Linked DNA regions of Homo sapiens: regions 1 and 3 are each linked to region 2. Evidence: chromatin contacts called from ENCODE Hi-C or POLR2A ChIA-PET data. All regions are on one chromosome and are shown on one strand. The core of a region is the stretch at or near the end of the contact, and the rest is flanking DNA. Distances in the headings are between cores, read along the strand shown. Region 1 holds the start of MTMR14 (myotubularin related protein 14). Region 2 holds the start of RAF1 (Raf-1 proto-oncogene, serine/threonine kinase). Region 3 holds the start of OXNAD1 (oxidoreductase NAD binding domain containing 1).

Region 1 (3,758 bases), core at 54-2,553, 3.0 Mb after region 2:
TCAAAAGAAAAAAAAAAAAAAAGCAAATTCCAGGATCCCACCCCCAGAAATTCTGACTTGGTAGGACTGGGTGGGACTAAGGAATCTCTGTTTTCACAAAGTATCCCATAAGCACAAATTTTAAAAGTACCCCAGATGATCATTAAACAGGTGGTCCCCAGACTATACTTGGAAAAATTACTTGGCCATTTGGAGAGTGAGGAAGTCCAATCCTTACTGAAGTCTTCCCTGGGTTACTTCAGAGACTACAAGATGCCAACTACAGAATAGCAACTCACGGTAATCTCTGAGGTCAAATCAGAGTTCTGTGGTGCAGGATGGAACAGAATTCCACTGGAAAACTTGGTGCTAAAGCTGCCAAAACCACGTGGGGGAATGAGATGGCAGGGTCGGCAAGATTCCCACCGCACTGCCAGCCAGTGCTTAGGGTGGGGATGGCCTGAGCTGACAGGAAGCCCTCCAGGTCTGGCGATAAGACGACTGGGTGGAAATCCCAAAGGGAGCAAAAAGAGGAACGGAGACCTGCTTTAGATAAAGGAACTGAAAGGGAGTGTGGGTTGTCTTCCTGCTCTATAGGGGAAGGAAAGGGATGGGCCTAAGTCATGCTGAGACCTTATAAGGGGGCAGCACACTGGGTTCACCTCCTGGCTCCATTCTGACCTCTGACCCCGAGGAATCGTCTCCCTATTTTTCTTAGCTTTTTCTTGGGGCTTTTTCCCTGACACAACTCATCCTACGGCACCTGAAGCAGGGAATAGACCTTCCTTAGGTCCTCCTCTCTGATCTTTGAACCTGGCCCCTCAGCTTGATCTCTCACCTCCAGACCCCTTCTCAAACAAGAAGGACCTCTTTGCTGGGCTCATTCTGACCCCAGTTCCTCCTTTTATGGTTGTCAAGACCGACTCTTATACTCCGGATACAGACCCTGGAGAACTCCTCTCTCTCTCTCCTCTTCCTCAGCGGCGAGGTACCACTCCTACCTTTTTCTGACCCCTGGCCTCAGCCTTTCCTCTGTAACTTCCCAAGTTAGGAGCCTTCCCCAGCTCATCGCACCTCCAATCTCACCTTAGAGCCGCCGGTCCCGCTGCCATCCTTGGCCCGGTACTGAGTCCGGGAGAACTCCTCCAGCAGCTCCCCAAGCCCCAGCTCCTGAGGCGGCTGGTTGCCTGAAGAGGCCGAGGACCCCGCCGAGGCAGCGGCGGCGGCGGCCCGAGCGCCGGCCATGGCCCAGCCCCGCGTCCCCTCAGTGTGCCTCAAGCGGGCCCATGGCACCTGCCTGCACCCAACTCCGACACTAGAACCTCCGGAACCGCCTCAGCCACCGCCTTCTACTTCCACTTCCACTTCCGGCCCCGCCCCGTCCCGCCGGATGTTTACTCCGACTCTGGCCAATCGGAGCTCTGGACCCGCGCCCCGCCTACGATTACTGGCCCGCCCCCGGCGCAGAGCGATCCTTCTATCCACCAGGGAGGCCACTGGCTGATACCGCGTGATCCGCCCCAAGGGGTTTCCCCCGGGGAAGCCGGGCTCAACCATTGGGCTGCCGGGGGAGGGGGGTAGCAGGAAGGAACCATTGAAAAGAACCAGAGGAAAAGTGGAATCAACAATTACAGGGAAGCCGAGCGTGGTGGCTCACACCTGTCATCCCAGCACTTTGGGGGGCCGAGGCGGGCGGATCACTTGAGGCCAAGAGTTCGAGACCAGGCTGCCAAAATGGTGAAACCGCATCTCTACTAAAAATAAAAAAATTAGCCGGGCATGGTGACACCCACCTGTAATCCCAACTACTTGGGAGGCTGAGGCAGGAGAATCGCTTGAACCCATGAGGCTGAGGTTGCAATGAGCCGAAATCGAACCACTACACTCCAGCCTGGGTGACAGAGCAATACTCTGTCTTAAGAAAAAAAAAAAATTACAGGGCGAGGAGGAGAGAACGCTTGGAGGCAACAAATTAGTACTAGAAACCATAATGGCAGTGGTTACCAATATTAAAACATTTCAGCCGGCCGCGGTGTCTCACGCCTGTAATCCCAGCACTTTGGTAGGCCGAGGCAGGCGGATTATGAAGTGAGGCATTCGAGACCAGCCTGATCAACGCAGTGAAACCCCGTCTCTACTAAAAATACAAAAATTAGCCGCGCGTGGTGGCAGGTGCCTGTAATCCCAGCTACTCGGGAGGCTGAGGCAGGAGAATTGCTTGAACCCGGGAGGCGGAGAGTGAGCCGAGATCGCGCCACTGCACTCCAGCCTGGGTGACAGAATGAGACTCCGTCTCTAAAACAAAAACAAAAACACAACATTTCATAAAACCCTTTCTCCCCCTGCTGCTCACAACATCCCTGTGAGTACAGTGCATTATATCATCAGCCCTATTTTATTGAGGTAGAAACTGGGAGTCAGGGAGGTGAAGCGACTGCCTTGAAATTCTGTGATGAGAAGCCTCTCATTATTATTATTATTAGAATATTTCAGACATTCGCAAAAGTGGAGACAATAGTATAATGAACCCTCATGTACCCATTAACTGGTTTTGAACAATAATCAACATCTGCTTATCTATCCTGTTTAAGCAGTCCCTTCCCATCCAGGGAATTATTTTAAAGCAAATCCCAGACATCACATTATTTCAGCTGTGAATACTTAAGCATTTATCACAACAGATTTGTACTTCAAAAAAAAAATACATAAAAAATATAAGGCTATTAACATGCCTAAGAAAATTAACAATATTCCTTAATGTGGTCTAATACCCAGTCTGAATGAAAGTAATTCGTTTTTGTTAAACTTTTAATAGAAGTATGATATGTACACCAGCGCCCCGGAACCCTCCTCCTGACCACTTTCAGTCACTACCCACTCACCAACAACCACCCACCACCCTGCCCCCCCAACTCCTCCCACCCCCAGTTAATCACTATCCTGGCTTCTAGAGTTTTAATACGGTAGATTGGTTTTTAATTTAATTTAATTTTTTTTTTTTTTTTTTTTTTAGAAACGGTTTCACTCTTGTTGCCTAAGCTGGAGTACAGTGGCATGATCGTGGCTCACTGCAGCCTCCAACTACTGGCCTCAAGCAATCCTCCTGCCTCAGCCTCCCAAGTAGCTGTGACTACAGGCATGTGCCACCACACCCAGCTACTTTTTAAATTTTTTTGTAGATACCGAGTCTCACCATGTTGTCCAGGCGAGTCTCAAACTCCTGGGCTCAAGCAATCCTCCCACGTCTGCCACCCAAAGTGCTGGGATTACAGGTTTGAGCCACTACTCCTGGCCTACTAGATATTTTCTGACAAATCTATATACGCATTTGTCTTAAACACCAAGGAATGAAATGACTGGATTATATGGTGTTAAAGAAAAATTACAGGCCGGGCATGGTGGCTCATGCCTGTAATCCCAGCACTTTGGAAGGCCAAGGTAAACTGATTACCTGAGCCCAGGAGTTCGAGACGAGCCTGGGCAACACGGTGAGACCCCCATCTCTACAAGAAAATCAACCAGGTGTGGTGGCGCACATTGAGAGGCTACTTGGGAGGCTGAGGTGGGAGAGGATCCCTTGAGCCAGGGAGGTTGAGGCTGCAATGAGCTGTGATCATGAAACTGTACTCCAGTCTGGGTGACAGAGCGAGACTCTTGAGACTCTGCCTTAAAAAAAAAAAAAAAAAAGAAAAAAATTATAGGCCATTATTTTGGACAAAGCACCCGCACTAGATCCTAACAAACAAGACTAAGAACCAAAATGGAGTAATTCCTACTAA
Region 2 (3,384 bases), core at 39-2,538:
AATCTCCGCCTCCTGGGTACAAGCAATTCTCCTGCCTTAGCCTCCCGAGTAGATGGGATGACAGGCATGCACCACCATGCCCAGCTAATTTGGTATTTTTATTTTTTTATATTTATTTATTTTTTCGAGACGGAGTCTCGCTCTGTCGCCCAGGCTGGAGTGTAATGGTGCGATCTGGGCTCACTGCAACCTCTGCCTCCCGGGTTCAAGCGATTCTCCTGTCTCAGCCTCCTGAGTAGCTGGGATTACAGGCGCCCGCCACCACGCCCGGCTAATTTTTGTATTTTTAGTAGAGACGGGGTTTCTCCATGTTGGTCAGGCTGGTCTCGAACTCCCGACCTCAGGTGATCCGCCTGCCTCGGCCTTCCAAAGTGCTGGGATTACAGGAGTAATCCCAAAAAAAGCGCCGGGCCCTTTTTTTGTTGTTTTTTAAATTCAGTAACTATCTAGTTCATTCTTGGATGGATGACAACCCAGATTGGATGTGTAGCAGCGTTCTCTTAACCAGTTTCCTATTAATCTTCATTTCATCCCCAGTGTTTCTCCAGAATGCAAATAATATGGCATTAAATATCTTCACACATAGCTTTTTGTGTATGTGTATACTTATTTCTCTAGAATTAGTGTCTAGAAGTGAAACTGCCGGGAGGAAGGATATATACTTTTAACATGTCCAAGTTCCACTGTGATAGCGCTGCGAGGGCACACAACAGGTTTCAATATACCTTGGACCAAACCGGATATTATCAGTTTTTTTAACTTGTTGCTAATGTGATGGGGGAAAAATGAACTCGGAATTTACACACAAGGAAAAGACCGTTTAAGGTTCAGGGACTGTCCACATAGCTGTCAAGTGGCGGAGCCGTGATTTGGTATTAAAGTGCCCGGAGAGGACGCGTCAAAGTTGGACACTGTGCCCTGTGTCCTGAGGCACGTCTGGTGATCGCTGGGCCTTGCAATGCTGGGCAGGCAGGCCTTCCTCTCCCCTTCTAGGCCTCTGGCCACTCCTGGCTGGCCGAAAGCCGGTTCTTCTCGATTACCGAGTGCCTCTCCTGAAAGCAAGTCAGCGTCGCCTAACCTCTTCAGCTTCGAAATGGCGGCCACCAGATCGCTAGGCCACGCCCCGGGGGCGGGGCCTGAGTTCAGGCCAGAGCGATGGATGCCCGAGCCAAGTTAGAAGTCGACTGCCAGTAGGGCTCGCGCAGAATCGGAGAGCCGGTGGCGTCGCAGGTCGGGAGGACGAGCACCGAGTCGAGGGCTCGCTCGTCTGGGCCGCCCGAGAGTCTTAATCGCGGGCGCTTGGGCCGCCATCTTAGATGGCGGGAGTAAGAGGAAAACGATTGTGAGGCGGGAACGGCTTTCTGCTGCCTTTTTTGGGCCCCGAAAAGGGTCAGCTGGCCGGGCTTTGGGGCGCGTGCCCTGAGGCGCGGAGCGCGTTTGCTACGATGCGGGGGCTGCTCGGGGCTCCGTCCCCTGGGCTGGGGACGCGCCGAATGTGACCGCCTCCCGCTCCCTCACCCGCCGCGGGGAGGAGGAGCGGGCGAGAAGCTGCCGCCGAACGACAGGACGTTGGGGCGGCCTGGCTCCCTCAGGTAGGTGGCAGGACCGGGTCGTGGATGCCGGGGGAGCCGGGCGGCGGGGCTGAGGGATCGGCTTCCAGGGCGACCGGGCCTGGGTGGCGCTGATGGAGCGGCCCCGCGGCTGCCGGGCAGAGGGCTTGGGCCAGGCCGTTGTCACCCTGGGGTAGCGTTGGGCGGGGGCCCCGGAGTCCGGTGTCATGGCCGGCGAGCCGAGTTCCCACATCCCACTCAAATTTCCTTGTGTTTGGCGGAAACGTGCCAACGCCACCCTTATGCCATGCGCATTCCTCATATTTGGCAGTGGGAAAATCCGCCCAGAGCTGCCCCATATCTGTTGTCACTTGGATGGGCCAATTCCTTTTCTCTTGGGCCGCCGAATGTGGGACCCGGGCTTGCACCCTTTCTCAGGGTACTTCAGTCAAGTGACACCCTTTTAGAGACGACGTGAGGAATCGGGTAAGAGAGGAGGAAACTGGCCAGTGCCCTACCACAAAGGCACAGGGGCCTCTTCTTGGGTATCAGGACTAGCCTTGGGTATCAGGACTCTGGGTTATTAATGAAAGGTTTGGGATACTTATAGAGGATTGGCCTCAGGACGCTTTGGAATGAAGAGCCAGGGCTGTCTTTTGTGTGACGCGAGAGCCGCCGGGACGCTTCAGCTCTGCAGCTGCTGAGGCTCTGCGAGCGAGTCGATGCCCAAGAGAGAGGGGTTTGGACGTCGTGAGAGGCGAGGCGGCCGTGTTCATTCATTGTTCTCGTTCTAGGGCTCTGGGTGTGCCCCTGGTATTCATTCTGTGGTGGGAAGAAGGAATGGAACTTAGTGTATCCTTGAGATGTGAACGGGTTCTAGGGGGTCACTTAATCTAAGTGGAAAATGAATTCAAGGCACGTTCATTGAGCGTTTCTGCTTGCCTGGTCCTCTGTGGGCTGAGTGGAGAGACTCTGCCCTCCCTGCGCTCCTAAGGCGTGAAAACAATGCAGTGTGATAAGAATTGGCTTATCAAGTGTTATGGGGATTTAGAACAGTTAGTTTTGCTTGGGGAGGAGTTGAGGAAGCTTCTACACTCGAGGAGACTTCTGAGTCGAGTTTTGAAACACCTGTGAGTAAGTGCTCATCGGGTGAGGAGGAGCTCAGGGAACAGCTGGTACAAAGGCTTAGAGCCATGTGGGAGTTGGGATGAGTTTGGGGAGCAGCAAATTGCCTGGGGTGCAGGAAGGAAATGGTGAGAGATGAGAGTAAAATAAAAGTTGCTAGAATTGTGAGGGGGCTGTCTTTGTTGTAGATAGTGAACTAGTTGAATTTGGATTATTGTACATGGGTTGCCGAGTCTTCATTCTTGCTGATAATTTTCTCCCTTTGTTGATGTTGAAGCTGATAGTGATTGAACATATTTAGTTTAACTTAGTTAATGACTTTTAAATTTTTTTTTATTTTTTCAGAACAATGCAAACTTTTTTTTTTTTTTTTTTTTTTTTTTTTTTTTTTAAAGGAACAGGATCTCACTCTGTCGCCCAGGCTAGAGTGCAGTGGCATGATCATAGCTCGGTTGCAGCCTCTAACTCCTGGGCTTAAGCAGTTCTCCTGCCTTTGCCTCCTGAGTAGCTGGGACTACAGACAGGTGCCACCACACATGGCTAATTAAAAAAAAAATAGTAGAGATGGAGTCTGGCAGTGTTGCCTAGGCTGGTCTCAAACTCCTGGGCTCAGGCGATCCTCCTGCTTCCACCTCTCCCTCCCAACGTGCTTGCTGGGATTACAGGGGTGAGCCACTGGCCAGGCAGAACTTTTTTTTTTTTTAAATAA
Region 3 (3,772 bases), core at 670-3,169, 3.6 Mb before region 2:
ACACTGACAGAGAAAAGCCAAGAATGCCTCAATAAGCATAAATGCACTGAAATTAAGTAAGTTCAAAGAACAATCATGACATCTGTCAATTTAGAATCTTAGGTGTCACTGAGGAAGAAAAAGGGCTCCTCTTGCTCCAACAGGCAAAGACACCTTAGTGGTAAACAAGTAGTATACACAGAGTATTTGACCGGAAATCAGCGGAACTGGGCTCAGGTGTGACTCCTTCCTGCTTTCTAATCTTCAGCAAGTCTCCTCTTGCCATTTTAACATTACCCACGCCACCTCACTGGATTACTGAGAGGAATAAATAAAATGTCTACCAAAGTACCTGGCAAGCAACAGTGTTACTAAAATCAATCCTAATACATTGACCCCTTCTCTTCCTTGTCAAACAACCTAGAGAGGTGGAGGTTTGGTATTGCCAATAAACAACTCCTTCTGGCCTGATATACAACAGCACTCATCAAATATAGTTTGCATTATACAATTATGACCTACTTCTTTTTTTTTTTTTTTTTTTTTTTTGAGACAGCGTCTAGCTCTGTCGCCCAGGCTGGAGTGCAGTGGCGTGATCTCAGCTCACTGCAATCTCTGCCTTCCAGGTTCAAGAGATTCTCCTGCCTCAGCCTCCTGAGTGGCTGGGATTACAGGCACACCACCACACCTGGCTAATTTGTGTATTTTTTAGTAAAGACGGGGCTTCATCATGTTGGTCAGGCTGGTCTCGTATTCCTGACCTCGTGATCCGCCCTTTTAGGAATAAATGTAAAGTTTAGTAGTCATTGTAATGTTTTCTTCAAAAGTGCACAGGGATATATTATGTATATGTGTTACGTAAATGTAAACTAAATGTTATATATCATTGCTGAACCAAGTAAAGCTCATAATTTCCGTGCAAAAGTGGAACATTACATCTAAAAAGGATCTTATATCATCTCTACTCCAATCCTTTCTTAGAAGAGGAAATAAGGCCCAAAGAATGTAAATATCCAGTTGCCAGAGGTAATCAACAACTCAAGATTCCGATCCCAGATCTTCTCTCGAAAGTGCTTTTTCACTACAATGCATTTCTTCTCTACTAAGATATTAAAATGCCTAGTAATTAAGTAAGACCCAATGTAATCGGTTTTACCAAAACAGGCACTAGCACTGCTTTCAAGACAAAAATGCCTTTTATCTGCATTTCGCTTCAAGGCATACATAGGCCTCACACTGATAAACCTGCCTACTGACACCATTTCTTTCACAACGAAAAAACTGGTACTCACATAAGTAATTTGTTCCTGGGCTTTGGAGACAGACAAGCTCTTCATTATTTCCCAGGTGTATGATTTTAGTCAAGATGCCCAACTCTCTGTACCTCAGTTTAAAGATTAATAAAATGGAATAACATGTAAACTCCTAGAGTTGACAATTCCACTTAGTGCAATAGCTGGCACATAACTTCCCAATAATAAAAGGTGATGTTATTACTATTACTAAAAATCATCGTCGTTAATAATGTTATAAGCCTGGCAAACAGAAGACTAGAACTCAATCCCTGCCTTCCAGGGCTTGGTCCTTTCAGCAACACAATTTAGGGTATTTTAAGGCGTCTGGGGTGAGGAAGAAGCGGAATGTACCTGCAGCCAGGAATTAACAAGCTGACCGTCGCCCTGGGCTCAAGGTCACTCGGTGAAGCGAAATTCTACGGGAACTGTTCGTCCGTCACCAGGAAGGGAGGTCGAGGAGGCTAAGCTGCTCTCGCCTCCCCACCCCGCCTTTCCCGAGGGCCGGGAGGCTGCTACCTAGCACCTGCTGCAGCCTTCAGCGGGCTATTTAAGGCGTTAAAGCAGACGATAAGAAGCAGGGAAACTTTCCCCGCTGGCACCTAGCTTGCAGACCCGGCCACGTTTAGTTGCAGGCGCCTGGAATACTCCGCGGTCCCAGACGTGACGTAGCAGCGCGGGCGAGCCCCACATTCTATTGGTCGCTGCCGCCCAATAGGAGGAGCGGTGCGCGACCCCGCTGAGCAAGCTTTCAGTCTTCCCAGTGTCTCCGCCCCTAGTTCAGCCATCTCCATGGTGACCGCTACCGGTTATCCATTTGGCCGCGCAGGGCGGAGTTGCGTCATTGCCTATGCGCCGGAAGGGCTAGTCCTTGCCCGGCGCGACCTGATGATGCCGAGCCCAGGCCGGTTCCGGCGAAGTTAAACCCTCGGAGCTGGCCTCGGACTGCTGGGGCGTTACCCCTTCGGCCACCCCCGCTGACCATGGCAGTGTTTCATGACGAGGTGGAAATCGAGGACTTCCAATATGACGAGGACTCGGAGACGTATTTCTATCCCTGCCCATGTGGAGATAACTTCTCCATCACCAAGGTAACTTCAGGGTCCCGCCCGGCGGTTCACCCAAGCAAGCGCAGTTTGGTTCCGCCCGTTCCTTCCATCATTGGGTAGCCTTTGCTGCGCTGTGTCACCCACGCCCTCTTTCCCGTTGCTGAATCTTCCTCCTCCCGCGTCCCCCCACCCCAACTAATGCCCTGAGCTCTCTCGGTAGGCACGCAGTTCTGGCCTTAGATTAGGTCAGGGAGAGGGTGGCGGAGAGCCTCTGTCTCTCTGCCCGATCCCTGCCTTAGGGTCCCAACCTGGGATATTTCTGTCGAGGAGGGGACTCGTTTTTTGTTTCCCAGGGCTTTTGGGGCGACCGAAGCTCGCCTGACCTTCCTAGGTGTTTCCCCTAAGTGACGCTTCTAGGGGAAAATGATGTCGGCATTTCTCGCTGAAGGCCCTGGGGTTCTCACCCACCTTGGGGGGAAGGCAAGCCACCAAGAGACTTGCATCTAGGGGTGGGATAGGTTTGGGGGAGGAGATGGCGAAGAGAAGCTATCCTGACCACATGGTATTTGATTTCGTTGTAGGAAGATTTGGAGAATGGGGAAGACGTGGCAACGTGTCCTAGCTGCTCTCTCATTATAAAAGTGATTTATGACAAAGTAAGGGATATAATTTTAAAACGGGGGAAGGGTATTGTAAGTCAGTGGCAAGGACTTAGATCAGCTTGTCAGTGATGAGTGCAGGAGAATGTTTCATTGTGCTAGGTAAAGTGCGGTATTTTTTTAGGCAGGTTTTAAACACCATTGATAAACAGCCGAATAGTAAATTAAAACGTTTAAAGTTCAGATTACGTAATTTATTTTAGCTTTAGAGATAAATCTAGCTTTAGTGAAAATTATTATTTATTAAATAGAAAGTATATAGATTATTTTAGTGGACAATTTTTTATATTTCTCTTCTATTTAATATGTAATTAAAATTGTTTAGAGCTGCTAGACTTACTTTGAAGGGAACAATTGTATGGTATTTCGTGCTGGCTTATACACAGAATTCTGCATTATCTTGTTTGAGATATAATTCCTAGGTGCAGCTTTACAATTTCATTTTAGTCTTTAGTTGCCCTATTATCTTTCACCCAAGGATGTTGACAATAGAAAAAAAAAATGTTATTACTGCCCACTCCTACCCAAAGTTTTGTTCAGTACTTGGAATGGAATCTTAGGTAAGGACCTTAACACTCTCAAGGATGAAGTCCAAAATGAATATAGGGAAAGTGGGGATGAGGCACAGAGCCTCATGAGAGAAGCGGGCTATAATTTAGACTATAATTTAGAAATATAATGATTCATTCTTGTATTAAAATGTGCTCTGCAACAGAAAGCAAACGGTAAGGAAGATCAGGAGTGCTGGTCTGGGAGGAAGTTGCAGTTTTCCATAGGGTGATCATGGCAGGCC

Evidence for each region. Hi-C counts contacts between places; a loop is a spot of excess contacts on that map. ChIA-PET counts read pairs that join two places held with the same protein, here RNA polymerase II (POLR2A). Pooled maps may share reads with other maps.
Region 1: a map of CD8-positive, alpha-beta T cell shows a loop between it and region 2 (17-fold over the local background). The contact joins the promoter of MTMR14 here to the promoter of RAF1 in region 2. A Hi-C loop is called at or near these places in 1 of 168 maps with a recorded cell type or tissue (CD8-positive, alpha-beta T cell) and 7 of 50 pooled maps. POLR2A ChIA-PET finds 5 or more read pairs at or near these places in 1 of 52 experiments (AG04450).
Region 3: a pooled map shows a loop between it and region 2 (9-fold over the local background). The contact joins the promoter of OXNAD1 here to the promoter of RAF1 in region 2. A Hi-C loop is called at or near these places in 6 of 50 pooled maps. POLR2A ChIA-PET finds 5 or more read pairs at or near these places in 2 of 52 experiments (T-cell and activated B cell).

The regions. Positions count from the first base shown.
Region 1 is chr3:9,647,050-9,650,807 of GRCh38, reverse strand. It overlaps MTMR14 (myotubularin related protein 14), which reads right to left and starts at 1,303. Exons shown (of 19, transcript NM_001077525.3): 1 at 1,066-1,303. The coding sequence starts at 1,224. RefSeq lists silencers at 1,139-1,238, 1,339-1,448 and enhancers at 1,320-1,489, 776-1,671, 1,479-1,708.
Region 2 is chr3:12,662,021-12,665,404 of GRCh38, reverse strand. RAF1 (Raf-1 proto-oncogene, serine/threonine kinase) reads left to right here and starts at 1,288. Exons shown (of 17, transcript NM_002880.4): 1 at 1,288-1,592. RefSeq lists enhancers at 913-982, 1,023-1,372, 984-1,595, 1,596-2,206 and a silencer at 1,563-1,782.
Region 3 is chr3:16,263,359-16,267,130 of GRCh38, reverse strand. OXNAD1 (oxidoreductase NAD binding domain containing 1) reads right to left here and starts at 1,919. Exons shown (of 9, transcript NM_138381.5): 1 at 1,626-1,919. It overlaps DPH3 (diphthamide biosynthesis 3), which reads left to right and starts at 2,188. Exons shown (of 3, transcript NM_206831.3): 1 at 2,188-2,362; 2 at 2,902-2,976. The coding sequence starts at 2,255. RefSeq lists an enhancer at 2,047-2,356.